3 separate regions of the Homo sapiens genome follow, and regions 2 and 3 are each linked to region 1. A link is a loop called in an ENCODE intact Hi-C map of the cell type or tissue named here. Cell type or tissue: GM12878. All regions are shown on one strand.

Region 1 (8,000 bases):
GGTTCACGCCTGCTGCAGAAGCTGCCAGTCTCAATGACTCTTGGGGCGTGTGGTTTACCTCTACTATTCAAATAAGTACGCATTCTTGCCGATAGAAGGCACCCAAGAACCTAGTTTATCAGAAAAATGCCTAATGATTTGAATGAGCCTTAGTGCAAAACTTAAGAGTATCTGTATCGCGGCTCGTTGGTCTAGGGGTATGATTCTCGCTTAGGGTGCGAGAGGTCCCGGGTTCAAATCCCGGACGAGCCCTCGCTCTTTTCAACTCAACAAGGTGTGTCTTGTTTGAAAACTTCACGACTGCACTTTGCTGTCCCTGTATACCGTTCTTTGAAAAATTGCAGCTATTAACTCCCCAGGGATGTGAAGAAGCAAAGCACAGAAAACCCCAGGTTATCCTTCTTATTCTCTCTGACAAACTGTAACACATCTTCCTCTCCCTGCCTATCTCTAGCAATCCTGTCAAGTCAAATAAAACAGTCTATGCAAAGTTGCTCGGAAATTTTAGCCCTTGGTAAACACAAGGAGCTGCTTTCTTTCCTGGGAATGAATTGGGAGCTGACACATACTAACATTGTCACCATGTGTAACTGTATGATGTGTTATCTTTTAAAAAGGGGTTTACATGTTATTACATAATATTGCCTTTTCTTCTCCTTTTCCTTTCTTTCCTTTTTCCCCACCCTTTCTGGTGTTTGTTTGTTTTGTACTGTGAGGTAGGCAATGAATTCTGTTAACTCCAGTGGAGCAATAGAGTGATGAGAGAAAGTGTATCTCCAAAGGCAAATTTTGAAATGTTAACTTTAAAAATAATGTTTTGTGGATCCTTAGCAACTTTCTTTAGTGTGTGAATAACTATTACAGAATAAAACGATTCCATTAGAAGTGAACTATATCCCTTCCTGGCAACAGATGGACTAACTTACCCACATCGACACTCATCATCTCTGTCTTCTGTCTTGTTTCAAGGCCCATCTTTCACTTCTCATATTTGAGGGCAGCTCCTTCAGTTTCACATCAGATGAATTTCGCATTTCCTCTCCTTCGGGTAAGGACTTGGTTTCTGAAATCAACATTACCTCCGCTCCTCCACCCCCAAGCCCCTAACAACACACACAGCAGCTATTTCCCCCAGTGTGCCAATCATTTCCATTAGCATACAAACACTAAACAGCTGCAGTATCACCAATCCTTTAAAAAAATTCCTTCTTAGCCACTCTTCCCAATTCTCTTTATTCTGCATAGATAGAAAAAACTTCTTAAAAGTTATGCACTGTGTATCTCAACTTCCTCCCCTCATGCTCTGTCCTCAACCAAGTATGATCAGGCCTTTTTTCTCCACCACGCTACTTGAAATGGCTTTTGTCAAGGTTGCCAATGACTTTGATGCTTCCAGATCTAAAGGTCACTTTTCAGTCTTCGTCCTACTTCATTTCTCATCTCAGGAGGCTACTTTTCAGTCTCTTTTAATGGCTCCTCCTTTCCTGACCTCTCAATATTTGAGTGTTATCTTGCTCTCCCCTTGCCAATTTTTTTTATCTCTCTATACTTATCAAGTCATGAGGCTTAACATAGCATCGTATACTGATGATTCCTATTCATAAGCCTTGATCTAGATTTGTAGATATAGTCACCTGCTTGCCCCAGCATGTGAACAAGTTATAGGCATCTCAGAATTTACTTGTCTCAAATGATACCCTTGATTTCCTGCCACTTCTCTTCCAATTGCTCTCCAACCACCACCCATATCTCAGGAAACAAATCCATCATGTATCCAGTTTCTCCAACATCACATCCAATCCACTGTTCTATCTTCGTCTATTTCCCAACACACTCATTATCACCCTGGTCTAAACTCTCCTTCATCTCTTACACATCCCAATGATAGCCTTCTAACTCATCTTCCTACTTTTTCTCTACTCCCTATTCTAGAGAACAGCCAGAGTTATCCTATTACAATGTAAGCCAAACAATGCTCTCCTCCACTTAAAAGCACCCAATAACTTCTCACATTTAGAACAGAATCTGTGATCGAGCCCTTGTGTGTTCTGATGGTGTCTGTCCCTCTGATCGCAACTGCTTACCCCCTCCTCCTCCTTCTCACTCACTGTCTTCTAGCTATACTGGCCCTCCCACTGTTCCTCAAATCCATGTGCCTTGTTTCTTGTTCCGGACTTTTCATGTACTGTTTCCTTTGTCTAGAACATCTCACTTTCTCAAATATTTGTATCCCCCTCTCTCTCTCACTCCTTCTGTGCTCAAATGTTACCTCTTTAGAGACAACTTCCTTGACCACTCTTTCCAAAATAGCCTCCAATTGCCATTATACCCTACACTAATTTATGGCTGTTCACAGCATTTATCACGACTTAATATTATTATATGCAGTTCTTTCCTTCTTTTTTTCTGTTTCCCCTACTAGGATATAAGCTCCAGGAAGGCAGATGTTTTGTCGTGCTCGATTTTGTACCCTCAGCACTTAGCAATGTGTACTATTTGTAGTTGGCAATTAATAATGAATAGATGAATGGATGGACGAATATTACCACACTTCTGGGCACACCTGCTGGTCTCCAAATGCCACAATTAAAGGGCAATTTATTTCCAGTTTCTGTAGAGTCAGATTGGAATCTTCCCAGGGATAATAGCCATGGCTATGGAATTATGTTGCAAATGGATACCTAAATTGATCTTTCTTGTCTCTGCAGAATATACGCTAAGCACCTTACACGTATTCACTAATTTTCATAATACAGGTATATATTATCTCCAATGTACAAATGAGGAAATAGAGGCACACAAAAGGTAAGCAGCTTGCCCAAGTCACACAATTAGTAATGTGAGAATTGCCACCCCTTGCATTCTAACAGCCCAGCCCACGGTCCCTTCACCATCCTTCCCACATCACTGCACTACCTTCCTTATGCCGCGTTTGTTTTCTACTCGATGATGTTTTACAATGTTTCAAGACCGTTTTTTTTGTAATTGTAGGATTTATTTTTGCAGTGTAGACCGTGAGTTTCTCTTGTGGGCAGGCATTGTTTTATTCCTCTTTTTGTACTCCTCAACAACTAGAACAGTGCAAATTACGCTCGTCTACTTAAAGGCAAAGAGCTCAAAGTACGCTCGTCCACTTAAAGGCAAAGCAAAGGCTACACATGAATTATATTAATGTCCTGGCGCTTTCCCTCCTTTGGGAAACCATGGATTCAAAAGCATCTTTATGATCTTGAGAGGATTTTACTGTCTTTATGAAGTACTTCACATTGTGAAAGACTCAGAAATACGAGACGTTCCAAAATAGCGGACAGCTACATTCTTTACCAACTGGAGATACGAAATTGGGTGCTAGAGAAAGGTGAAGAGACTGTGTTAACGTGGGAGCACCAGTACACTAATCGGAATACACGGATGGTTTCCCCAAGAAAAGGGAAGCACCTGGCAGCGGTGGGATTCGAACCCACGCCCCCGAAGAGACTGGAGCCTTAATCCAGCGCCTTAGACCGCTCGGCCACGCTACCTACTGGCTAACAGTTGGGAACCTATTCTCTACCCTTTCCTCTTTTACCCTCCCCGCCTGCCAACTTCATGATCCTGTATTTGTAGTTTTACCGGATTTTTTCTTTCTTTTCTTTCTGGTTTGTTTAGCTCTCCTTCATCTTTTAAGCCGCACTATTTGAAATTGGTGGAAAGAGTTATAATACATGTTGTGAAAGGCGTCGCGAGAGAGGGAGGGCAACCTTGTCAGGTCTAACGGTTTGGAGCGCCAGCCCCGTGCCAGGCAAGGCGGGTCACCGGGCAGCGTCGGGGCCCTCTTCTGCCTCGGGGTCTCTTCACGGAGGGCGCCCTGCGGCGACAGCTTTCGCCGGCCGCGCGCACGGCGGTCGGTACCTGTTAAGGACGAGATGCCTTCCGACCACCGGATAACTCGGGACGGTCCCTGATTTGCCTGCTCCCTGTCCAACAGCATCTTCGGCTCACTCGGAAGTGAAAACATGCAATTTCATGTTATAACATGCAATTTCATGTCATAAATTATTCCCACTGACGCCTGAACATTTTTCCTAAAAGGGATCTGCAGTCACAAGGCGCCGCCTTCCGGAATTTAGGTGAGAAAACCTGCAGTGGTTTACTTTATCCACTAGGTGTCACCCATGCCCATAGTTATAAAAGAAGACAGTGACCAACTGTAGACGTGGCTGAAAGTTTTATTAAAGTTTAGTAACCCAACCGAAATTCATAGGTGGCTCGTTGGTCTAGGGGTATGATTCTCGCTTAGGGTGCGAGAGGTCCCGGGTTCAAATCCCGGACGAGCCCTGTTCCTTTTTTCTTTCTCTCCCAGTTAGCTGGCCCCCATAAAGTCACAGATTTTTCTGTCAGTGGACATCCCAATAAAACCACAGGTTTATTCACGTTAAACACCATCACACAAAGTAAGCACCGTCTGAAGTTAGTATGTGAGTACTATGTAATGCTCCATTATTTCAAATATATGTATTTCATCTTTAGGCAAAAATGCTCTTTGTCATGGTATTACATTATGAGGATAAATACCAGGTGCTACCACATATCATGTACATTTCTTTTACATAATCATTATTTTAAATCAACCAGCTTTTTACTTTTGCAGTTCTTTGTTATTATCCAGGAATTGTTCATTCAGGACAGTCATATTTTAATAGTTTCACATAAACCTCACTTTGTAAGCGCAGGGGCCAGCAGATGTCGCGAAGTTCTTGTCACAAATAAAGCCTAGACTCCGTCATTCAAGCCTCAGCTCACTGAACCCTTCTGTGTGCGCATGGGGGTGGGGAACTCGTTGGTGTAGCCCCTTGGGAATGAACTTCTCAACAGGGATTTGCAATCGTATCTGCATATTAGAGTCACCTGTGAAGCTTTTTGACCATCCACTGCTGGGTCCAACCCCAGAACAATTACACTGCAATCTCTGAGGATGGGACCCTAGGAATGATTTTCTTTCTTTCTTTCCCTTTTCTTTTCTTTTCTTTTCTTTTCTTTTCTTTTCTTTTCTTTTCTTTTCTTTTCTTCTCTTTTCTTTCTTTCTTTCTCTTTCTTTCTTTCTCTCTCTCTTTCTCTCTTTCTCTTTCTTTGATGGAGTTTCACTCTTGTTGCCCAGGCTGGAGTGCAGTGGTGCAATCTGGGCTCACTGCAACCTCCACCTCCTGGGTTCAAGAGATTCTCTTGTCTCAGCCTCCCAAGTAGTAGGGATTATAGGCCTGCACCACCACACCTGGCTAATATTTTGTATTTTTAGTAAAGACAGGGTTTCACCATTCTGGCCAGGCTGGTCTCGAACTCCTGACCTCAGGTGATCCACCTGCCTTGGTCTCCCAAAGTGCTGGGATTACAGTTGAGAGTCACCATGCCCAGCCTAGGAGTGGTTATTTTTCAGAAAAAAAGCTCCCAAGATGTCACTGGAATTGCCCTGGGAGCTAATATGCTACTAAGTTCCTCTACAAGACACAGCTGGAGACCATGCAGGGCGGGGTAACTCCGTAAGAACCCTGTGTCCTACTCTGCATTCCTCAGAATCACCCCCTTCTAGCTGGTACTTGATCTTCCCTAGTTAAGTTTTCTTTTGGGTACAACCGTGTGCCACATTATTTTGCCTCTGCAATCCTCCTTACTTTCCCAAGCCACAGAAATGGACTGTGCTATGGGATGGTTGCCTACTGAGGTTTGTGCAAACATAACATGTGTTTCCCTCAAAGAGGGAAAAGACAGCCTAGTGGTTCACCCTGCTTATTTGAGAAGGGTATGTGGCTGCGTGTGTTGCGGGGAGGGAGGCTTTCACTTTCTACGCAACGGCTAGATCCTCAGAACACCCTCTTCATCTCTATTACCCTGCTACCAGCGGGGTATTCAGTGTTTACATCCTATAGTTCAGCCACATGTGTCCTGACTCATCTGATGAACAAGAACTAGAAATCACAGGTATTTTTCACTTCATTCCTAGCTACACTGTTGAGTATTTAACTTCTGATACTTCTTCAGATATTTAGAAGAACTATGAAACAAATAATCTTGGAATTATCCTTTATTCCTCTCTCTTACAACTCATGTTCAATCCCTTAACAAATGATGTTGGCTCTATCATCAGAATATTTCCAGATTTCAAACATTTCTTACCACCTCCACCACCACTGCTGTAGTCGAAGCCATCACCATTTCTCATCTGCCCTATTGCAGCAGCCCTTTAGCAGGTCTTTCTGTTTTGTCCGTGTGCCCTTAAATCTATTTTCCACAAAGTAGAATGATCCTGTCAAATCCTAAGAGCTTGTCATTTCTCTGCTTACAACCCTCTGTGCATCTCTGTCATGCTCAGGGTTAGGTTCCAGCCCCAGCTGAGGGCTGAGGGGAGTAGGTGGACGTGGGGCAGGGAGCTGGAAGAACCCTCAAGAGACAGCAGGTAAATGAGACATGGCTTTATTCAGCAGCCCCTTCACAGGGTCAGTGTTACATTTATACACTACACAAACGATAGTGACTGAGAGCCAGGTGGGGAGCTTCTTTATGTTGTGCCTACACGGCTATGATTATATAAGATATGGGACTGTGCACTTGTGCCCCAATCCCACTGAGTCATCTAGGCTGTTTACCTTGGCCTATGCCTGCTTGCCTGCACACAGCCATGTTCCTTACACTCCACCCTCTAGGCCAGGGAATCCTCTTGGTGGGGACCCATGCACATGTGGCAGCACCCTGGACCCATAGGCCACAGCAACAACACAGACAGCAACAACCTACCACTAATATTCCTGCTATGCTACCTATGATTATGAGAGCCCATTGTAGGCCAGATCCCAAAGACGCCCACCATCTCTGCAGGGGGTCATCAGTAAGGTGCTCAATCACCTTAATCTCCTATGACACCCCTTGTGAAGCTGCCATTATATTCCAGTGGTTGTCAGGGATAAATGTACAACCTTGTGTCCCTACAAGGGCACAGGTGCCACCTTGGGCAGCTGCGACTATGTCTAAGGCCATCTGGTTTTGCAGCACCACCTTCCTGATCTGATCAACTTCATCAGTTAACAAAAGGAGGGCAACTCGGGACCGAGCTGTGTGGTCTGCAAAGGCTGCAACTTGCTTTTCTATAGTAATGACGCCTGCTCCAGGGATAGTCATTGCTAAGGGATAGAACCACTAGAGGGCCTGCTGCACTGGGAAAAAGCAGGAACACAGTGGCTCCCAGTTATGTGGCGACTAGGCAATGTGGGAAGCCCAGTGGCAGGCACATAGGGCCAACCCCAGGTACAATGTCCAGTCCAGTTGGCTGGGAGATATGGCCATCCTGTGTCCCCACAGACCCATAAACTCCCAGGGGGCACAAAGTCCATGGGGGCCTGGCCTTCGTAAGGCCGCTTGTTCCACTGCACCCTTGGTGTGGTGACACATGTTATGTTTGCACAAACCTCAGTAGGCAACCATCCCACAGTGACTTTACCCCAGTGCTGCTCTATACATTGTGATACCTGCAATGGGGGCACCACGTGTTCTCCCATTAGCCAGCTCCATCCATCATGGACACTATGAGTCAGCCAAGGGCCAGGTTTGCCATGGGTTTTGTGATGCCTCCTATCCAAAGCCCGCCCTGTGGCATCCCACCCATTGTCCGTGGGACCCCAAGCTTCTAGCCATGTCCAGTTCTTAACAGAAGCAGGATACGCGTTCCAGGGCAAACTCTCCGCAGCTGCTGCTGGAAGGTGGAGCAGATCCAACAGTTGGAGACATTGGTCACCTCAGCGTAGGTGTGGGCCCAGTCCACAATGCTGTTGGAGCATGTCAACCTACAGCCAGAACAACAAAGCAGGCACAGGTATTAACGGGGAAATCACGTCCCTCAGGCAAAATACAGGCTAACTTTTCCTTTTTTTTCTTTTTTTTTTTTTGAGACAGAGTCTCACTCTGTTGCTGAGCCTGGAGTGCACTGGCACGAGCCTGGCTCACTGCAACCTCTGACTCCTGGGTTCAAGCAA
Region 2 (8,000 bases), 120 kb after region 1:
AAATAATCAGGCCAAACCGTCAGGATTGCCCTTTTACTTATCTTCCAGCACACTGAGCTGAGAGCTTCCTATGCCATCTCTCTTCTTGTCCTCAGTGCCAAGCAAAGTGTGTGGAACAATGAAGGTAGTCAACAACATTTATGAGAAGAATAAATATCAGGTTGTGAAATAGCTTTCGCACCTGATTCCAACTGTGAGGCGGCAATGGAGAGCCAGGGAGGCAGGCAGAGGCACTGAACTCATCAAGCTTGGTTTCCTCTGCCCAGCCTCAAGTTGTACCATGGGGAGACAGAGACTCCATTAAAAATAAACTCACAATTAACTTTAAAATACTGCAGCAATAAACAAATAAGTAAAAATAACAAAATAAGGAGAAGAGATGAAACAAGATGAGCAAAATGTTGATTACTGTTGAAGCTGCATGTAATGGGCACTTGGGGATTAAATCATATGCTTCTTTCTAATTTCAGTGCATGTTTAAAAATTTCCATAATGGAAAGGAGAAGAAAGGAAAGGAAAAGGAAGGGAAAGGTAAAGGAAAGGAAAAGGAAGGGAAAGGAAGGGAGGGGAGAGCAGGGAGAGGAAGGAAGAGGAGGGGAGGAAAGGGCAAGGGAAAGGGAGGGGAAGGGAGGGAAAAGGGAGAAGCGGGGAGGGGAGCGGAGGGGAAGGAAGGGAAGGGAGAAAGGAAAGAAAAGAAAAGAAGAAAAGAAAAAGAAAGGAAAGGGGAAAGGACAGGAAAGAGGAAAGGAGAAAGGAAAGGAAAAAGGAATGAAAAAAAAGAAAGAACAGGAAAGGAAAGGAAACTTGAAGGGGAAGGAAATTACAAAAAGGAAGTCTGCTGGCTTTGTAAGGAAGGGGGTAATGAGTAAGTTCAGGCAGTTTTGTTTCATTTTGGGTATTTGCACCAGTATTCGAGGTGTCCCAATCAGAGTGACTCATCTTGAATAAAGGCCAGATGAAGCCAAACCTGCTGGGTTACTTTCCCAGGAAATTGGGCACTGTTAATCACAAAATGTTTATGGTTGAGGAAATGAGTTGATGGAAAAAGGCATTCTTAGTTTAAAAATGGGTTTCTTGGATGGCATGGTGGCTCACACCTGTAATCCCAGCACTTCAGGAGGCCAAGGCAGTTAGATTGCTTGATCTCAGGAGTTCAAACCAGCCATGGGCAATGTCAGGCGTCTGAGCCCAAGCTTGCACGTGTAAGTATCCGGATGGCCTGAAGCAACTGAAGAATCACAAAAGAAGTGAAAACAGTCGATTCCTTCCTTAACTGATGACATTACCTTGTGAAATTCCTTCTCCTGGCTCAGAAGCTCCCCTACTGAGCACCTTGTGACCCCCACCCCTGCCCGCCAGAGAACAATCCCCTTTGACTGTAATTTTCCACTACCTACCCAAATCCTATAAAACAGCCCCACCCCATCTCCCTTTGCTGACTCCTTTTTTGGACTCAGTCCGCCTGCACCCAGGTAATTAAAAAGCTTTATTGCTCACACAAAGCCCGTTGGTGGTCTCTTCACACGGACACACGTGACAGGCAACATGGTAGAATCCTATCTCTATAAAAAAATAAAAATAAAAATTAGCTGGGCATGGAGACTGAGGTGAGAGAATCCAGAGGATCAAAGAGGATCGAGTCAAGGAGGTGGAGGCTACAGTGAGCCAAGATCGCACCACTGCACTCCAGCCTGGGCGACAAGAGTGAAATTCTGTCTTAAAAAAAAAGGTGGGTGGGAGGGTTTCTTGTGGTGGTGAAGGTGTAAGCAAATAAACACATAAAAATAAACATGGGTTTCACTTTAAAGATAATACTACACTCATAAATTATTGCTGAAATCAATAGTTACACCGGAGAATAACAATACTAATAGCCTGTCACAACTTGATCACAAGCCTTTATAATAAAGTAAACTATTCTTTTTTTTTTTTTTTTTTTTTTTTTTGAGATGGAGTCTGGCTCTGTTGCCCAGACTGAAGTGCAGTGGCGCAATCTCGGTTCACTGCAAGCTCCGCCACCCGGATTCATGCCATTCTCCTGCCTTAGCCTCCCGAGTAGCTGGGACTACAGGTGCCCACCACCATGCCCGGCTAATTTTTTGTATTTTTAGTGGAGATGGGGTTTCACCGTGTTAGCCAGGATGGTCTTGATCTCCTGACCTCGTGATCCACCCACCTCGGACTCCCAAAGTAAACTATTCTTAACCTTAATATCCTGTATAAGCAAGCATTACATTTAAAGTAGGGGCATTCCTCCTCTTGCTCTCTGAGGATGCCCTACTCTGTAATAGAGTAGTTTCTAATGAACTGTTTTAACTATACTGTACTCTGCGCCCTGTCCTTAATTCTTTCCTGCTCAAGATCGAAGAACTTGCTCTTGAGGTTTGGAACAGGAATCCTTTTCCAGTAAAACCAGTAGTTCAAACCACTCCCTGCTCCACCTCTGACTTCCTCTTTTGTTTTGAGAGAGGATCTGCAAGACACTAGCAGTTTTGAGGAAGAGTGAGCCCTAGGGAGGGAAATGCTCAGTGGCTCTGTACTAGCTCAACTGTTGGAAGTCAGCCTCACCCCACACACTGGCCTTTTCCTGATCCCTTTCTGGTCTGAGAATGGGCAGTGGCCAGATACTGCCATGAGTAGATGGGAGTGAAAATACTTAGAGATGAAGAGGAGGCAGGAGAAGGGGAGCTGAAATTTTCAAACAATTGTCACTGTGTGATATTTCAACTTCAGATAGTGGCCAAATAAGTTTCAGTGGGAACTGCGTTCAATCCAAATGACAAAACCACTAAAGTCTGAAGAAGATGTACCAGCTAAACTGGTAGCTTCTAATCTTTTGATCATCATGGGTTCTTTTTTCTTTCCTTTTTTTAAATAAAATTTTAAAAATTCCTTCCCAGGTAGCTGGGAGTACAGGTGGGCACCACCATATCCAGCTAATGTTTTAATTTTTTGTAGAGATGTAGAGATGGGGTTGCCCAACCTATTAGACCCTTTTTATTATTCCCAGCCCCCATAGGTCCCTATAAATATTTGTTAAGATATAGTTGTAACTTAGCAAATGTATCTGGGGGACCATGTCCAAAAAAACCAGATGGACACCCAGAAAGGGTTTCAGGAGGTGGAGGCTGCACAATTATCCAAGATACATTGGATCCTATCCACAACTTACAGGTGCAAACTTGATCTTATCTGAGTTTTTCAGTTTCTTTTTTTTTGAGATGGAGTCTCACTCTTGTCGCCCAGGCTGGAGTGCAGTGGCGTGATCTCGGCTCACTGCAACCACCACCTCCCGAGTTCAAGCTTCTCCTGCCTCAGCCTCCCAAGTAGCTGGGATTACAGGCACCCGCCACCACACCTGGCTAATTTTTGTATTTTTAGTAGACATGGGGTTTCACCATTTTGGCCAGGGTCATCTTGAACTCCTGACCTCAGGTGATCTGCCTGCCTCAGCCTCCCAAAGTGCTGGGATTACAGGCATGAACCACTGTGTCCAGCGCATTTTTCAGTTTCATGCGAGTTACTCACACCAACCAATCCCCAGTTAAAACTATGAACAAGATCTACATTGAAAAATATGTGCAGTGAAAATAAACCTGCCCCATACATTCTCTCCCTGACTCAAGTGGGAGACCAAACCTCAAAGAGATGATTGCTTGGTGAGCATCAGTGGTCAGCAGCGTCACAGTTCCTTCGGGCCAGGATAAGCTTGGGAAAATGTTTCTGACTTGAAATTAAGAAGTGAGCTAGTGTGTTACTCCTGGACAATGATGGTTTAGTAGAAAGCAATTCTCAAAATTTAGAATTTCCCTTTCCAATTTCCAAACTCTCCTATCTCCTTCTTAAAATACATTAGCATGTTTGTTGATTTGTATTCTTTTATACTCCACCTCATTCCAAGATAGGATTAAAGTCAGCTTGCAAAACTGTCTGCAATAAATAATCACACAAATCAAATTTAGGTGAGAGAAAAGAGGCAGGATACAACTTGATTGATTATGCCATCACTGTATCGAGGCTAAAATCATTATGCTTCCTGAAGCCAGCATTTTGGTCCCCAGAGCTGAAGTGTGTGAGTCCTTAGCCCTAGGTGATAGATTAGAAGTTTGGATGGTTTAATTCTACAAATGGTGACTACTATTTACCAAATGCTGATTTGACCTGATGTAATTCTCAGGTGGTACTAATAATTTCAAGTGTTGAAGAAATTTTGCCATATAATATTTATACCTATGAATCACCACTTTATTTTCCCATTTGTACTAATAAAAATAAATAAATAAATGAAACTTACCAGAAAAGGTTTTTAGTAAGAATGAGATGACCACAATGGTTTGAATAGTTCAAACAAACTTAGTTTTAGTTAGCATGTTGTAGCTTTATTCGGAGTAAATGTGTGGTTTCCAGTAAGATGCCTGACATGTTAAAATTAGCTCACAGACTTTTTGACGCGTAGAAATAATCTTGAAAGGACAGCCAACAACCATAACGAGAAACAAAACAGAAACCACCTAAGTCAAGAAGGTAGACACAAATGCCCCTCAATTTGCAAATAGATATCTCCCCTGCACCAAGAATCACCCCATGGGAGGAGCAACTAAGTTAAAATTTCAGGATGAAAGGGTTTGCTTTCTCTTCATGAAACTGTGTCTAGTACTCTGGTCAGGTAATGATGATGATCAAGGTAATATTAGTGATCCAAGGAGCAGAGGCTTTTTCCATGCCAAGCCCATATACCCTGATAGGGCCACCAGGTGGACAAGCCAGTCCATCTGCACGATGCTCCTAAAGGGCGGGTCACAGAGCCAAAGAAAGGAATGACTCGCCAGAAGAAACTCTGCCTTTTCTGAACTTTTTTTTTTTTTTTTGAGACAGAGTCTCACTCTGTTGCCAGGATGGAGGGCAGTGGCGCGATCTCGGCTCACTGCAACCTCTGCCTCTTGGGTTCAAGCCATTCTTCCATTCTTCTGCCTCAACCTCCTTAGTAGCTGGGACTACAGGCATGTGCCACCATGCCCTGCTAATTTTTTTGTATTTTAGTGGAGACAGGGTTTCGCCATGTCAGCCAGGATGGTCTCGATCTCCTGACCTCATGATCCCCCCGCCTTGGCCGCCCAAAGCGCTGGGATTACAGACGTGAGCCACCATGCCTGGCCAGCACTATTTTGAGTTCACAGACTAAGTTCACTTGGGATGGCAGATACTGGCTGATATGGTTTGGTCGTGGTAGTGAATAAGTCTCACGAGATCTGATGGTTTTATCAGGGGTTTCCACTTTTGCATCTTCCTCATTCCCTCTTGCCTCCTCCAAGTAAGAAGTGCCTTTCACCCTCTGCCATGATTGTGAGACCTCCCCAGCCATGTGGAACTGTAAGTCAAATTAAACCACCTTTTCTTCCCAGTCTCTGATATGTCTTTATCAGCAACATGAAAACGGACTAATACACTGGCACAGAAGTTAGCACAGAAGAGTTGTCCGTTAAGGTTTGGTGAAAGAGACAGGAAAGGAGAGGAAAGGGAAGGAAGGAAATAGGGAAGAAGGGAGGGAGGGAGCCCTGAGCAATGCGTGGAGGTCAGCAGTTAAGATTAGCTCAGCAGGAAGGAAGCGTCCTGGGCTTCCGTGAGAGGTGACCTCTGACAGGCTTCCAGGTTCCTGTGCTCTTTGAGAGAGTCTTTCTTATCCCCTCACCCAGTATACAGGTACTTTGGCCTGGCCTGGCTGGCCAGATATGCAGTCGAGGTTTTACCTTCAAAGATGACAGCTAGAGAAATAAGAAAAGGGAAAGCATTCAGAATCCATTATAAGACGTACTGATAAGTAACACACATGCAGATCTTATGAATTAATGTGGATCTTCATAGGTAAGATCTTCATAATGGCAATGCTATTATGTAAGAGAATGTCCTTATTCTTAGAGATGCGTGCCAATATATTCAAAAATGGACTGATAGGCAAATTGTCTGCAGCAATTTACTTTCAAATGGCTCAGGAGAAAACAAATGTATGTAGCAGATTATTGACTATTGATGGTTTAGGTGAGAGGTACACTAGTGTTCATTACATGATCCTTTCTACTTTTCCGTAAACTTAACGATATTCCAAGTAAAAAGTTCAGGACAAATGGGCATTAGAAATTTTCTCTAAAATGTATAAAATCCATAGTAAGCACACCTAGCTGGTAACAGCGCTTGCTTATCTTGGCTGAGAGGATAAGGGGTTCTTCCTTGCTTTTTGGTGTGTGTGTGTGTGTGTGTGTGTATGTGTGTGTTTAAGGCCACAGCTAGGACCCTTCTTTCTGCCCCTCTGGCCTCTTTCACTGCACCAAACCACCTGCTCCTGGGCCCCAGCAAAGCAATCCCCCTATGAACAACATTTCTCAACAAGTGTTTCTGTGCCTGTTAGTAGCCCCACACGCTTCTTCCCCACAAACCCTTTCCTCATACACCATTGCCCACACAAAACACACCCCTTTCAAACTGCTGTTCTGGAACAAATGGCTTTCTTCTCTACTGAGTGCACCTCTGCCCAAGGCTTCCACCCACAAACGATTCTTTCTCTAAAGTTCCTGTGTAACCCTACCCCACCCATCCTCTCTGAATCATTGCCTCAATCCCCTGAGGTCTATCTTGCTGCAAATTGAATTCCTGCTGGTGTTGAGCCTGAAAATTTCTCAGTTTGCTAAGCTAAAGAGTTGCCCTTCCGTGATGGATGAAGCAGTGAATTGCTTCCACTTTTGTCTAGGATCGGGCACAGACCTTACTCTTTCTGCCCTAGCACCCCAGCTCCTCAGGTCCCACTTCAGTGGCATCAAGCAGAAGTGGACATGCATGGATAGATATATAATTATTGAAACATGAAAGCACAGTGTAACATCCCACCCTCCTTCTGTAGAACTAGAGTGTTGTGGAACTATAGTTGTTGCTATTCAGGTTTTTGCAGATAAAATATCTTGAAAAGAATTTTAGAGGTCATAAGGTCAACTATTTCTCTCTACAGCTTTGTCAAATATTCCTCTAGCCCCTATTTCAACATTTCAGGAATGTAACGTAACAATGTCTTTTTTGTAGAGCTCTTTTTCTAATATTGAGTGGGCTCTCCTGTCCTAGTCAACTCTCCAAAGTTGCACAGAGTAAATTTGATTCTTCTATATAAATAAGTTTAAAAATAATATAAGGCCAGGTACGTTGGCTCATGCCTGTAATCCCAATACTTTAGGAGGCCGAGGTGCTAGGATCACTTGAGGCCAGGAATTCGAGACCAGCCTGGGCAACATAGCAAGACTTTGTTTCTACAAAAAAAATTTTTTTTAATCAGCTGGGTGTGGTGATATGTGCCTGTAGTCCCAGCTACTCAGGAGTTTGAGGCAAGAGGATTGCTTGAGCCTTGGAGTTCAAGGATGCAGAGAGCTATGATCATACTAGTGCATTCCACAGAGCCTGGGTAACAGATCAAGATTCTATCTCTTAAAAAAATCATAATAATAATATTAATAGAAGACAGTTCTTCACTACCTCCTTTCATCTTCTGTTTACCACCAAACTTAACTACTCTCTGGCTTTTCATTCAACCTAAACGTGATGCCTTTTTACACATTCTCCATCCCCATCTCTTTATGTAGATCTAATGCTATGGTGACAAAAGTTCTGAGCCTGAAGGAATAGCTTAGCTATTCCTTTGCTGTGTGGTATTGGAAAAGTCAGATAACCTTTCTCTAAGCCTTTTTAAATCAGAAAAATGAAAATGAGAAAAATATCAATGATACTTGCTCAAGGGTCTCAGTAATTATCACAACTAAAAAGGACCAAAAAATGTAAAATATTTTGTAAACTATAAAGCACTATGTACATATTACCTGCTGTGAATATTCACATTAAAGGTCCAATCTCAGCATGAGTGTCTCCCTTCCTCCCAGCATAAATTAAGTCCTTCTATACTAGGTTTTTTTGGTAAAATTTAGCCACACACATTGGAATTCAGCATCAATGGCTTTTATGGAATG
Region 3 (8,000 bases), 53 kb before region 1:
AATACAGTAAATTGGTACCAGTAGAGTGCGGCATTGCTGAAAAGATACCCAAAAATGCGGAAGTGACTTTGGAACTGGGTAACAGGCATAGATTGGAACAGTTTGGAGGGTTCAGAAGAAGACACGGAAATGTGGGAAAGTTTGGAACTTCTTAGAGACTTGTTGAATGACTTTACCCAAAATGCTGATAGTGATATGGATAATAAAATGCAGGCTGAGGTGGTCTCAGATGGAGATAAGGAACTTGTTGGGAACTGGAGCAAAGATTATTCTTGTTATGTTTTAGCAAAGAAATTAACAGCATTTTGCCTCTGCCCTAAAGATTTGTGGAACTTTGAACTTGAGTAAGATGATTTAGGGTACCTGGCAGAAGAAATTTCTAAGCAGCAAAGCATTCAAGAGGTGACTTGGGTATGTTAAAGGCATTCAGTTTTGGTTTTTTTTTTTTTTTGAGATGGAGTCTTGCTCTGTCGCCCAGGCTGGAGTGCAGTGGCGCGATATCGGCTCACTGCAAGTTCTGCCTCCTGGGTTCACACCATTCTCCTGTCTCAGCCTTCCGAGTAGCTGGAACTACAGGTGACCGCCACCACGCCCGGCTAATTTTTTTTTGGTATTTTTAGTAGAGACGGGGTTTCACCATGTTAGCCTTGATCTCCTGACCTTGTGATCCGCCCGCCTCGGCCTCCTAAAGTGCTGGGATTACAGGCGTGAGCCAACACGCCCGGCGGCGTTCAGTTTTATATAGGAAGCAGAACATAAAAGTTTGGAAAATTTGCAGCCTGACTATGTGATAGAAAAGAAAAACCCAAACCCATTTTCTGGTGAGAAATTCAAACTGGCTACAGAAATTTGCACAAGTAGCAAGAAGCCTAATGTTAATCCCCAAGACCATGGGGAAAATGTCTCCAGGCCATGTCAGAGACCACCACGGCAGCCCCTCCCATCCATCACAGGCCCAGAAGCCCAGGAGGAAAAAGTGGTTTCGTGGGCCGGGCCCAGGGTCCTAGTGCTGTGTGCAGCCTAGGAACTCCGTGCTCTGTGTCCCAGCTGCTCCCCCTGTGGCTGAAAGGGGCTAACATACAGCTTGGGCGGTAGCTTCAGAGGGTGGAAGCCCCAAGCCTTGGCAGCTTCCATGTGGTGTTGAGCCTGCGGGTGCACAGAAGTCAAGAATTGAGGTTTGGGAACCTCCTCCTAGATTTCAGAAGAGTATGGAAACGCTTGGATGCCCAGGCAAAAGCTTGCTGCAGGGGTGGGGCCCTTATGGAGAACCTCTGCTAGGACAATGTGAAAGGGAAATGTGTGGTCAGAGCCCCCACACAGAGTCCCTACTGGGGCATTGCCTAGTGGAGCTGTGAGAAGAGGGCCACTATCCTCCAGACCCCAGAATGGTAGATCCACTGACAGCTTGCACCGTGCACCTGGAAAAGCTGCAGACCCTCAAGGCCAGCCCAGGAAAGCAGCTTGGAGAGAGGCTGTATCCTTCAAAGACACAGGGGTGGAGCTGCCTAAGACCATGGGAATCCACCTCTTGCATCAGTGTGACCTGGATGTGAGACCTGAAGTCAAAGGAGATCATTTTGAAGCTTTAAAATTTGACAGCCCTGCTGGATTTCGGACTTGCATGGGCTCTGTAACTCCTTCGTTTTGGCAAATTTCTCCCATTTGGAATGGCTGTATTTATCCAATACCTGTACCCCCATTGTGTCTAGGAAGTAACGAGCTTGCTTTTGATTTTACAGGCTCATAGGCAGAAGGGACTTTCCTTGTCTTAGATAAGACTTTGGACTGTGGACTTTTGGGTTAACGCTGAAATGAGTTAAGACTTTGGGGGACTGTTGGGAAGGCATAATTGGTGTTCAAATGTGAGGACATGAGATTTAGAGAGGCCAGGGGCGGAATGATACTGTTTGGCTGTGTCCCTACCCAAATCTCAACTTGAATTGTATCTCCCAAAATTCCCACGTGTTGTGAGAGGGACCAGGGGGAGATAATTGAATCACGGGGGCCAGTTTTTCCAGTGCTATTCTCAGGATAGTGAATAAGTCTCACAAGATCTGATGGGTTTACCAGGGGTTTCCGCTTTTGCTTCTCTCTTATTTTCTCCTGCCTCTGCCATGTAAGAAGTGCCTTGGACAGGAGGGGTGGCTCACGCCTGTAATCCCAGCACTTTGGGAGGCCGAGGAGGGTGGATCACCTAAGGTCGGGAGTTCAAGACCAGCCTGGCCAACATGGAGAAACCCCAAGTCTTTACTAAAAATGCAAAATTAGCCGGGCGTGGCGGCGCATACCTGTAATCCCAGCTACTCCGGAGGCTGAGGCGGCAGAATCGCTTGAACCTGGGAGGCGGAGGTGGCGGTGAGCTGAGATCGCGCCATTTCACTCCAGCCTGGGCAACGAGAGTGAAACTCCATCTCAAAAAAAAAAAAAAAAAAAGAAGAAGAAGAAGAAGAAGAAGAAGAAGTGCCTTTCACCTCCAGCCATGATTCTGAGGCCCCCTAGGCATGTGGAACTGTGAGTCCAATTAAACCTCTTTTTCATCCCAGTCTCGGGTATGTCTTTATCCGCAGCATGAAAACGGACTAATATACTTGCCCTACTTCAGAAAGAGGAAGCCTCTGGGGGAGAAAAAAAAAAGAGTTCTTGGTCAGTTTGCAGAGGAGGGAAGCCAAGCCCCAGTTGGGCGCTGGGGAGGAAGGAGGGTATCACAGTGCATCTGCAAGCCCTGGGCGAGTTCTTCTCACCTAGTCCCATTTGTTCTCTCTCTCACTTCTAGCACACTTGAATGCGCCAAAAAGCAAGCATAGGACACTGTAGGGAAAAGGGCGGAGGCACATCGGGAGAAGGGGCATGTGTGTGTTGGCCGGGAAGGGAGTAGGAAGGCCAGAGTTTTAGGAAAGGGCTGCTTAAGGACTTTCAGCAGACCCTGCAGCTGGTCTGCGGATAGCGGCCGCCCACCCAGAAGCTTTCCGAGTTCTTCTTTCCTCCTCCTGCAACCCCTGTCCCACAGGATCCACCCATCCACCTAGCCCATCCCTCTGACCGAGCCCTCTCACCCTCTTGTTTTCTTTCGCTGAGGGCTGTCATCCTCACTTGTAAAAACAGAGATGCACAGGTGGAGGAAGGCCACAGGCGAGAGCCTCCCGTCCTGGATTGTGGCTATCAGCGCTCTGGGACGCGAGGAAACCACACTCGGAGGATTTGCTCCACCCTGAGAGGTGCGCGGTGGCAACCAGCGCAAGGTTCTCTTCTAAGGCGGGTTCCAATCAACTCTAAGTGTGTTGACTCCAGCGTTCCAAGGACTTGGCTTCCTCCATTTGCGGAAAGTCCAGTGATCCAGCTCTTGCAGCGTGCACCCTTCGATAGCTCAGCTGGTAGAGCGGAGGACTGTAGATTGTACAGACATTTGCGGACATCCTTAGGTCGCTGGTTCGATTCCGGCTCGAAGGAAGTGCCCGATGCTTTTGCATGCAATGCCACCTGGTGCCTGGTCAAACGCCCTGCAGCCTCCAACTAGTATCCACCCACACCCTCCCAGTCAAAACCCAGAGAAACCTTTCCTGATCACCTGGTTTCCACACCTGTGCTGTGGCCAGGAAACACGCCCGTAAGCCCACTCATTCTTCCCACAGTCCAGGGACAGGTACTCTTCAACGCAAAGGGCCCCTTGCTTCTGCTTTGTGACCCAGTCAGCCCCTCTCCCCAACCCCCTTCGCACCCCCACCATCCAGAGCTCTTTCACTTTTATCCACAGACTGCTCTGGGTGCTGAGGGCCATGGACTCTAGCAACATTGTGTGCTCACCATTGATAGATCTCTCGATCTATTAAACCAGTGGGCCCACCATCAACTCCTAGAAGATCAAGCCTGCTGGAAGAGAAAAGGGTCAGAGACAACTGTGACATCCTCAGGAAAAAAAAAAAATGCTCTCTATGCTGTCTCTCTCTCATCTCCTTCTCCAGGTCTCTAGCAAATGCTTTTCTATCTGAGCATTCTCTCTCTCTCTCTCTGTTTTTCTCTGACTCTAGTTCTCTCATTATCTTTTGCTTGTAATGTATAGATGTATACAGACAGAAAATGTTCATTTCTGTTTTGTTTTGTCTATTTGTGGGAGAGAGTTGCCGCCCTGAGATTTTCTTAATAAATAGGGCTTCCACTGGCTCCATAATATTTTCCTTCAGGTTGAGAACAAAAATGTGCCCCCTTCCCACATACACCAAGCCTCACATTTCCCGAGCCTTCGCACCTTTTAATGTTGCTACAGTAAACTTTGGGCTCCTGCTGGAAGAAGAAAGATACCTTCCACTCAGTTCAAAGTCTGCAAAAACACCTATACCAAGTGTCTTACTGGTTGTGAAGGTGTGAGAGAGGGAAAGAGAGTATAAAAGGGCAGACTTGGAAAGAACTTCAGTGACCCGGGAGGGTTGGGGGCTGTTGGGTCCCTGGCAGGGAGCAGAATTGAAGCTTGGGTGGCAGCTGCCACCTTGCAGAGGTACACAAGTTCACCTCCTTAGGCCACTGGCTTGTTGCATCTGAGCAGCATGCTCACTTTTATGTGGGGGCTCTGCAGGCACAGCTGGAAGGTTGCGCCTTCTACAAGAGGAAGATGGCTGGCACAATCTGAGAGCATGAAGCAGGAAATGGGCTTGGCTTTCACCAACTGGGCTTCACCTCTGGGAAGATGAAGTGGGTTCATCAAAGTATGAGCCAGAGAGGAACCACAATGAGTGTCCCCTGGTCCCATCCTATGCTCTGGGGAAAAAAAAAAAAATCTTCAGACGCTTGATATACAGATGAAAATTATCACAGAGAGCACTGCAAGCAAAACAGTGATGGAAATTTGGTTCTCAGAGGCCTTCTGGGAACCCGGTGACCACTCTCCCCTACCCGATGGGCATAACTGCTTTTTCACTCTGCGTCTCAAACTAGAGAGTACACATGTCTTCCCCTCCTAGAAAGCAGATCCTGTTCTCCCCCTACGGCCTATTCCCTACCTCTTCTCTGTTGTATCAGCCTTTCCTGCTTCCCACTGCTGATGGAAAGGGGCAGAGCTGTGGACTCACCAGTGCCCCAGCAACATTCTGTAGCTCTGCAGCCCCAGAGAGATCCCAGCCTCGAATGACATTGCTGCAGAGATCAGCAAACAGAAACCAAAGTAGAACCTTTGGTCTATACTGGATATGTCCTTGATAAGATGTGGCGGTACCAGGTTTTTTGGAACCTAGGCTTGGTGCTTTGAGGGAAAAAACAGAGGTGGGCCATTGAGTGGTGTTTGGTCATCAGCAAAAGTGTGGGTGATCCCTGACCATGACTTTTCCCCTATAAACTCAATAAAGGGTGGGTCTTTTGGGTTCAGCTTGCTGTGCCACCAGTAACTGTCTCACTGTTTGTGTGGGTGATGAGTGGTCTTGGGATAGTGGACACACACCATATGGGATATGAACCCTTTGTAACAATTTGTGGCCTAGGTAAGGGGTCCAAAGCTCACCTGGTTTCCTCTATCAGCCCCCTTTTCTTTCCAGGGGCCCCTACTTTAGAAAGCAGCAGCCTCTGGGAAAGGATTCTTGGTCAGTAGCAGAGGACTGGATCGAAGCTTTTATGCTGGCCTTTGGGGTTAGAGGTAATGGGTATCACATGGTGATCTGCGAGCCCCTGGCCCTACTCTCTCCCCACATATCTTTTTTTTTTTTTTTTTAAATTGTCTCTGTCGCCCAGGCTGGAGTGCAGTGGCAAGATCACAGCTTACTGTAGCCTCGAACACCCGGGCTCAGATGATCCTCCCACCTCAGCCTGCTGAGTGGCCAGGACCACAGGTGCAGGCCACCACACCCGGATACTTTTTAGAAGTTTTTCTGTAGAGATGGCTTCTCCCTATGTTGCCCAGGCTGATCTCGAACTCCTGCGCTCAAGCGCCCCTTTCGCCTCGGCCCGCTAAATTGTTGGAATTGCGGTGCGAGCCACCATACCTGGCCTCCACCTATCCTCCTGCATTTCCTCCCTCTCTTCCCATTATGCCTCAATACTCCAAAAAGTGAGCATAGGACACTGGGTAGAAGGGCCGCGCACATCGAGAGGAGTGTGTTTGAGGTGGTGGGAAGTAGAGGACAGGCTGTTAGGGCAGTGCCCCCTTATGGTCTTCCATCAGACCCTGACGCTAGGCTGGGGTTGGAAGCTGCTTACACCACGCCCATGCTGGTTCTCCTCTTTTCCTCCTCCAGTGTCCTCTCCTCCACTGGACCCACCCATCAGTCTCACCAAGCCCTCTGCCCTCGCCGTCTTACCTCATTTTCCCTCTGGCCACTAAGGGCTGTCATCTTCACAAGCAGAAAGAGCGATGCAGAGGGAGAGGAAGGCCACAGGTGAGAGCTCCTCCTCGTGGATCGTGGCTATCGGCGCCCCAGAGACGCCAGGCACCCCCCCGGGCCCAGAGGATTTGCTCTGTCCGGAAAGGGGCGCAGTGGAGACCGGCGCAGAGTTCTCTTCCAAGTCGGGTTCCAATTAACTCAACGAGTATTGGATCTCCGGTGGTCCAGGGACTTGGCTTCCTCCATTTGCAGAAAGTCCAGTGACCCAGCCTTAACAGTGTGCATCCTTCGATAGCTCAGCTGGTAGAGCGGAGGACTGTAGACTGCGGAAACGTTTGTGGACATCCTTAGGTCGCTGGTTCAATTCCGGCTCGAAGGAAGCGCCTGACTCTTTTGCGCACAATGCTGCCTGGCTGCACCTGTTCCTCGTCAAAGACCTTGCAGCCTTCCAGTCATAACTACACTTTCCCCAGGAAAACCCAGCAAAATCCTGCCTTTCCTGATCACAGGCCTGGGAGCCTATTCATTCTTCCCGAATCCTCATAGTCTTCAGCTCAAAACAGTGCCCCTTGCCTTGTGACCCAGCCAGACCCCAATTCGTGCCCCCACCATCCTACGCCTTTCCACTTGTATTTACAAACTGCCCACCCATCCCCCTGTCCCAGACCCGTCAAGCTTCATCTTTCCTGAGCTTTCACAAGTTTTTATGTTGCTACAGCCAAGTTTGGCTACTGCTGGAAAAGTAAGGATATCTAATACTCAGTTCAAAGTCTGCAAAAACACCTGCACCAAGTGCCCTGCCTACTTGGGAGGGTAAGGGAAAGGGAAAGCGAGTACCAAAGAAGTGCAGACTTCAAAACAGCTTCAGTGATCCTGGAGAGTTAGGGGCTATTGGGTCCATGGCAGGGAGCAGACGTAAAGCTTGAGTGACAGCTGCCTTTATACAGAGGCACGTGGATTTGCCTCCTTAGACAGGCCACTGCCTCGTGGGTCTAAGCAGTTCGGAGCGTTTGCTCTGGGACCTAGAGGCACAGTTGGGTTCTCCTACTCCCAAGAAAAATGTGCTGAGGCCCAGTCAGAGAGAATGGAGTCAGAAATGGACTGGGCTTTATCAATCAAGTGAAGCTTCAACTCTGGGGAGTTGGAGTGGGTTTGGTGGATATGTGGCAGAGAAGAAAGCCAATGAGCATCCTTTGGTCTCATCACATAATCTTGGAAAAAGCTTCCCGATGTTTGATGTAAAGATGCAACCTATCAGAGAGTACTCCAAACTGAATGGCCCAGGAAAGCATGGCCTTCTGAAGCCTGCTTAGGACTGGCTTGCCCCATCTACTACCTGCTGGGTCCACATGAACTGTTTAATTGTGCCTCTCAAACTGGATACTGCACATATTACTGCACATATCTTTTTCACATGGAAAGCAGCTCCTGGTATCCCGCCACCGCCTATTCTCCCCCACGTCACCCCGACTGTGTCAACCTTTCTTCTTTGGTGTCACCAGTGCTCTGGGATGCTTCTATGGCTCTGGAGGCACAGAGAGACCCCAGCTCCAATGACACCAAAGGCAAAGACCAGCTAACAAAGAGGGACCAAAGGTAGCACCTCAGGCCTTCATTGGATATATTCCTGATGGGGCGTGGAGTCACCAGAGCCCTTGGAACCTTTGCTCAGTGCTTTGGGGAAAAACCAGAGGTGAG

Evidence for each region. A loop is a pair of places that touch in the nucleus more often than their neighbours do. Peaks named below come from ENCODE experiments on the same cell type or tissue, not always from the same donor. Only the 100,000 strongest peaks of a DNase experiment are listed, where the experiment ranks them.
Region 2: it touches region 1 in a loop (4-fold over the local background); 3 of 110 quality-filtered maps call a loop at or near these places.
Region 3: a loop joins it to region 1, with 2.7 times the contacts of the local background. A loop is called at or near these places in 12 of 110 quality-filtered maps.

Annotation. Positions count from the first base shown.
Region 1 is chr14:20,605,653-20,613,652 of GRCh38, reverse strand. It overlaps RNASE11-AS1 (RNASE11 and RNASE12 antisense RNA 1), which reads right to left. Exons shown (of 5, transcript NR_122043.1): 5 at 6,432-7,811. TRP-AGG2-5 (tRNA-Pro (anticodon AGG) 2-5) reads left to right here and starts at 4,246; the gene lies at 4,246-4,317. It overlaps TRL-AAG2-3 (tRNA-Leu (anticodon AAG) 2-3), which reads right to left and starts at 3,521; the gene lies at 3,440-3,521. TRP-AGG2-6 (tRNA-Pro (anticodon AGG) 2-6) reads left to right here and starts at 181; the gene lies at 181-252. It also overlaps LOC124903280. RefSeq lists silencers at 115-304, 3,323-3,552, 4,143-4,312 and an enhancer at 1,035-1,094. In GM12878, CTCF peaks have their summits at 75, 4,109 (motif pointing right) and 7,162; DNase peaks (open chromatin) are centred at 112 and 4,172; H3K4me3 peaks cover 2,353 bases; H3K27ac peaks cover 1,079 bases.
Region 2 is chr14:20,488,311-20,496,310 of GRCh38, reverse strand. No RefSeq gene overlaps it. Among named protein-coding and RNA genes, the nearest start is that of RNASE10, 13 kb to the left of the region's middle. RefSeq lists an enhancer at 4,541-4,640. In GM12878, no CTCF peak of the experiment used is centred here; DNase peaks (open chromatin) are centred at 2,504, 4,470 and 6,550; H3K4me3 peaks cover 2,330 bases; H3K27ac peaks cover 3,264 bases.
Region 3 is chr14:20,658,639-20,666,638 of GRCh38, reverse strand. TRY-GTA7-1 (tRNA-Tyr (anticodon GTA) 7-1) reads left to right here and starts at 6,588; the gene lies at 6,588-6,681. It overlaps TRY-GTA5-4 (tRNA-Tyr (anticodon GTA) 5-4), which reads left to right and starts at 3,354; the gene lies at 3,354-3,447. It overlaps LOC124903281 (a long non-coding RNA gene), which reads right to left. Exons shown (of 2, transcript XR_007064059.1): 2 at 4,226-8,000. RefSeq lists silencers at 2,980-3,049, 4,998-5,217 and an enhancer at 3,160-3,439. In GM12878, CTCF peaks have their summits at 1,051 and 3,488 (motif pointing left); a DNase peak (open chromatin) is centred at 3,408; H3K4me3 peaks cover 3,564 bases; H3K27ac peaks cover 1,659 bases.